2 separate regions of the Mus musculus genome follow, and region 1 is linked to region 2. Evidence: chromatin loops called from intact Hi-C (ENCODE). Cell type or tissue: heart. All regions are shown on one strand. Each heading gives the region's core, and the rest is flanking DNA. Links, peaks and the distances in the headings are about the cores only.

Region 1 (2,919 bases), core at 246-2,745, 180 kb after region 2:
ATCTCAGCCTGGAATAAACATTGTTGCGAAACTGGCCAGGAGTTTTGCCAAGCTGAACACAGAACACGTCAGCTGTTTTCTGGAAAATAACTGCCTCATGTGACAGTGTCTATTATTTTAATTAGCACCGAGGCACGCCTCCAAGGCATTTCAACAGGTCAGGGTTTCTTACAGTGGCAATGGCTTTTTATTTCCTGATATGCCAATGAAGCAGATAGCTGACATCTGATTTTTTTGTCTCGGTGAGTAAAATGGTTGTTGTGATGATGCAGCCTGGACTTGAAGAAGTTGCAAACATTCCTTGTTACCCAGAGGCTATGGCACAAGCAGCCAGAGAGCGCTCCGAGCACTCACAGGAAGTGATAGCCAGGCCCTTCATTTTGGCTATCTGGGATGTTCTTTGCCATAAAGTGTTTATGACATATGCTCCTTGGGGTATCTATATTTCCAGGATATGTACATGTCTACCTATGTGTGCTAAACTCAAGAAGGGTTAATTCCAAGATCTGAAAGTCACTCTGTGAAACTATATCGTGAACACACATTCAGCAATCCACAAATGTGTAAGCCATGGTTTTAAATAGTGGTCGGTTGGGGAACAGACGCCCATTTCCTCCCACCCACTGCTCCCTAACATTGCTGTGGGGTGAGCTGGAGATGCTGATACGAGTGTTCATTTGAGAAGGAAACGGTTTATGATTGCCATGCTGCATCTCACAGAAAACAGTGTATAATTGGATTCCCGAATATAGCGAGCGAACACATGCATCATGTTTTCTATGTGGCTAAAATGACTTGCCATTTTTATTGTAGAGACTTTGCAGGGGCTGGAAGTGTGGAAAGAATTGTTTCTTAGGGTGTGGCAGTCACTGAGGTCAGTCACTCTGGGAATCTGGGTCTTAGAATGACCCTGATGAGAAGAAATTTATCCTCCCTCCCTCCCTCCCTCCCTCCCTCCCTCCCTTCCTTCCTTCCTTTCCCCCTTCTCCCCCCCTGTCTAAATGAATTACAATACCAACCAACACTTGGACATTCCAAGGAGCTATCAGTTGGGCACTAGAGCCACATTCAAGCCATATTCTGGAAACTATCCATCACCATCTGTGAGCTGGAAGGACTAACAGTATTTGCTTACATTAGTTATTTATAATGCTGCTCTCTCCTTTCTTTCATTTTTCTCATCCCTCCATCGCTTTATGCGGACAAATGGTGCAGCTTTGGTCGGTGGTCAGAATGCACGGTCAGTCTCCTTTGCTTTCCCTTAGAAAGTGTGGCTTTACTCATTCAGTGTTCAGTGGGGACACGCCCAGCTGTCAATCACCATTACTACTGCTATCACTCTTCAGCGCTTTACCTCGTTCTGTAATGGAATCTAAGGAAGGCTTCACTCACACAGTGACAGTGACAGTGACAGTTGCATTCCCACCCTTGTGGGGACACAGACGGTTCAGGTGACGGACCTGAGTCACCTCCTAAATGACACATTGTGGATTTGTATTTCAAGGTAGATTTTTATTCATCAACAGAATAAAGTAGTAAAATAAAATATAAAATAAAAATAAAAATAAAATAAATAAAAAATAAAAAAATATGATAAAAAGGAAACGGGATAAGTTAGTGAATGTTCACGACTTTAGGGTAAGGTTGTGGTTTGTTGCGATTTCTATGTTTTTATTTTTGTTTTTGTTTTTCGAGACAGGATTTCTCTGTGTAGCCCTGGTGGATGCCCTTGAATGTGAGCTTGCTTTGTAAAGGCTTTCAGAGCTCATCTAAGAAGAACTCTAGCGCCACCTCATGCCCAATTTCGAGAATTACCTGGTTAACTGTATTGAGAGATAGTTTTAAGATTGATCCAGCCATTAGGTGGCGCCGTGGACATGTACATTAAAGCCACAGCTCAGAACATCTTGTTAGATGTGGTGAAAACATTATTTCTTTCTTTCCAGGTTAAGATTTTTTTTTCTTAGTCTATGACTCATGGGAGTCTTAAATACCTTGTATTTATCTCCTGAGGTTTGAAGATTTAAGGTTTTAAATAGTTTAGAGCAGAATCTTCTTTCGCCCCACCCACATTTTTCTCAAACGATCTCAACATGAAGAAAAAATTTAAAGCATGTGTACAGATACGCAATACAAAGACTCAACACCTCGCCCGCACAAAGAAAGGAAAACAACTAGACCAGCCAGATTGACTAGTTTATAACAGGGCTTCACCATGCTTAGAAAGTGCGGTGGTAACTTCTATTTCTGTGCACCTGATCTGGTTAAAAACCTTATCACATAGGAAGGACGTTGGGCTGAGGTGAGGACTCAAGGCGGAGGGACTGACGATGGATCCAAGGGGGGGGGGGGAACCCAACAACGCTAAAATAGAAAGATTAAAAAAGGGAATCACTTACGGAAGAATGCTTGATTTATTCTATGGATGCTTTAAGTCTCGTTTGATTTTAGTCCCATCAAAGTTGGTGCCAGTCACAGTGGCAAGTGAAGTGTCCTCCATCTACTCTAACAAGCAGAAACAGATGTAATCAACTTACGTTCTCTCCCACCCAAAGAAGAATAAAATAAATCAATGTTCAAAAACACAGCGACCAAGCCTGACCTGAGTGAGGTCGATACCCAGCACACACACACACACACACACACACACACACACACACAAACACACACACACACACACACGGTGGAAGGAAGCCACTCCAGCGCATCACTCTCCAATCTCTACCTGCCTGCTGTGTCAGGCATGTACACACTTATCCAACCATCCACACAACATATATTAATGATGGATAAACACAACAGTAATTCAAACAATTGTACCCCTATGCATATCTAAACATCAAATGTAACTTGGAAATTATTATCAATATGATATGTATTATCTATCTATTAACCCTAAGGATGAAACACATCCCACCT
Region 2 (2,919 bases), core at 120-2,619:
AGAATGACGGGGCTGGAGAGATGGCTCAGTGGTTAAGAGCCCTGACTACTCTTCGGGAGGTCCTGAGTTCAATCCCCAGAACGTTTTTCTTTAATGTTTATGATTAATACCACAGAACAATTCCTAAGTTCTTTCCGATGTGTAGAGCACTCTCCAGGCTTGTCAGGAATGTATGAGAAAAGTAGCTTCACGGCTAGGGTCTGTGACCCTCTTCCTTTATCCACAAGGTCTCATCTCAGGAGGACTGGGCTTACAACAGCCGCTTCTCCCTTCATCGGCAGCATCATGAAGATGGCAACCATCAGATGCTGCACCAGGTCAAGATGCATTTCAAACTCCCCCAGGGGACAGACCCATTGCGCACATTTAAAGACACTATCTACCTTACTCAGGTAAGCCACTTCTAGTCTGGAGCTGCTGGGCTTCTACACTGAGTGTGTGCAATCATGCAGCTTTCGTAGCCTTTGTATGGTGGAAAATGGTCAGGTTTGCATGCTCTTGCTAAGGTTGTTGTTTTCTTCACAATACAGACGAGCAAACCCATAAAACCTGTATCTAATTCTTGGCTTTGTTTCTCCTCACAAGAACAGCTTATGAAATTCTAAAATTTGTGTACTAAGATGTTTGTTGTTTAAGATTAGTCTAAAGTTTCAGCAATGAAGGCAGTAGGAGAATCTCCTATTAGGACAGAAATGTCCTGGCAATTCAGGTGGAAAAGGGTAGAGTCGTTGATGAAATGTGCTGGACCAAGAAGATCGCTTTACAGGGAAATGAAAGTCTCCATGCATGCAGATTGCATTCACCACGGACCTGAGATTCAAATGGGAGGGTTTGGAGCATAGCCGTGCTGCACACGCTCCAGGCTTTGGATCTGATCCCTGAGACAAAGAAAACAAAGCCCCTGAAATGAGGAAGCAACACAATAAAAGTCCTGGAAAGAACACAAGACTCAGAGACAGGCAAAGAAGAGGTCTTAAAGCTTGAGGACACTAACCATGAAAAAAAAAAAACGGGCTGATAAATTGTATTTCACTAAAATCATTGGCTTTTGATTTTTTAAAAAGATTTATTTATTTTTATTATATATAAGTACACTGTAGCTGTCTTCAGACACTCCAGAAGAGGGAGTCAGATCTCATTACAGATGGTTGTGAGCCACCATGTGGTTGCTGGGATTTGAACTTCGGACCTTCGGAAGAACAGTCGGGTGCTCTTACCCACTGAGCCATCTCACCAGCCCTGGTTTTTTTTTTTTAAAGCACTACCAGGAAAGAGAAAAAGGCAAGCTATAGATTGAGGATCAATGTTTACAATCATTTATATGTAATTGGTCTGGCCTGGGTGTTTTATCATGTCTGTTGCTTACCAAATAAATCACATCTAATTCAAACCTGAGCCTGCAGGCACAACCTAGCTCTTTCCCCCTAGATAATAGAATAGTTATTTATTCCCACAGACAACTTGAGTTATCAGAGGAGCAGGAAGGGAAAAGGTGCCCTTTGAGAATCAGTTTCTCACGACTTGGCATCAAACGCCCAATAAATATATGCTAGAGACAAATGAAAGCAGTAGAGGGGGCTCTAAGCTCAGGGCTTGGTGAAGACTGAAGTCACCTCCTGGTGTAGGTGGTCATTGAGAGGCCTGATGCAGCTTAGTTTAGTCAACCTGTGGGAGTGGTAGTGTGAGTCACAGATTAAGAGAGCATGCTGGGTGTGTGGCCATTTGGAATAGATATAACCCGAGAAGAGAGGAGAGTGAGAAGAGACTTTGGAAGACTGGAAGATCTGGAGGCAGAAGAACTCACTTGTTGCTGTAAGACGAAGCAGGGAGGGAAGGCTCTCCACATGTTCACGAGGAAGCTTTCTGCAAAGCCTTCTCGGTTCAAACATCTTTGACAGTTACAAAATTTGTTCAACCAATAGAGTCTTCCAAAGTGACGTGGGCACACATCCTGTTCTTCAGAACCTTATGAATGACTAATAATAAACGAGAACAGTGAGTGGGAGGGAGCTTAGAGAGGATGAGCCAGGGAAAGAATTAACCAAGATTCCTTCCCTACTCCCGCTTCTCTCCTCTCTGTCCTTTAAACAGGTTTTGGTGAGAATTGTCCATAAGATTACTCGATTCCTGCCTGCTGCTTCCTCATCTTTGCACCGTTCCTTCTTCCATGGCAAGACCTGGCTTTCACTTCCAGGATTTTTTTTTAACTTAATTACTTAATTCATTTGCAGCTTCTGTTTGGTTTTGGTCTGGTGGTGACCACCTTGCTGGGGCAGGTATCCCCGTGGACAAGGAGAGAAGGAGGAGGTGGGGAGTGTAGGGAGAAGGTGGAGATAGGAAGGGAAAGAGAAAAGCAACAGATTAATTCCATTGAGATCCACTCCCTAGTTTAGACTTAGAAAGGATCAAGGCTGAGTGCCAAACTGAATGAGAGCAAGTCTCCAATTCTGAACCAAGGCTTAGTTGGCTGCGAGTGCTAAACGCACAGGCAAAGCTCAGCGCTGCTAAAACACACAAGCAGAGAACTCCACTGGTGCCCGGCTGCCTCTGCTGCCTTGATTAGCACTCCCTACACTTAGATTTCAACACGACCTAGCTCCACTTGCTTACTCGACACACTCTGTGAGAGCTGCCTTAGCTGATAATACAATGAGCGTGTCTTCTTTTGTATTGCTGGACTGTCTCACCATGGGAACAAATCAGACTGCATACAGTTTCCCTACCACAGGACACTTCTGTTGTTTCTAGCCGAAGGCTGTTATGAGTAATGCTGCTATGAACAGGATTTTAGATGATGATTAGCAGACCAGTGTGCTTGCTTAGGTATACAAGGAAACCAAGTATTTAACTTTGACAGAAACTGTCAGAAACCTCCCCAAAGTGGTTAAACAAACTGACACGTTGTCGAACATTGTTTTA

What was found. A loop is a pair of places that touch in the nucleus more often than their neighbours do. Peaks named below come from ENCODE experiments on the same cell type or tissue, not always from the same donor. Only the 100,000 strongest peaks of a DNase experiment are listed, where the experiment ranks them.
Region 1: a loop joins it to region 2, with 4 times the contacts of the local background. A loop is called at or near these places in 4 of 42 quality-filtered maps.

What each region holds. Positions count from the first base shown.
Region 1 is chr3:135,729,676-135,732,594 of GRCm38, forward strand. No RefSeq gene overlaps it. Among named protein-coding and RNA genes, the nearest start is that of Nfkb1, 40 kb to the left of the region's middle. In heart, for the core only: CTCF peaks have their summits at 283 and 1,807; a DNase peak (open chromatin) is centred at 1,806; H3K27ac peaks cover 473 bases.
Region 2 is chr3:135,554,533-135,557,451 of GRCm38, forward strand. Manba (mannosidase, beta A, lysosomal) reads left to right here. Exons shown (of 17, transcript NM_027288.3): 13 at 228-392. Among named protein-coding and RNA genes, the nearest start is that of Gm46827, 52 kb to the right of the region's middle. In heart, for the core only: a CTCF peak has its summit at 1,579; no DNase peak of the experiment used is centred there.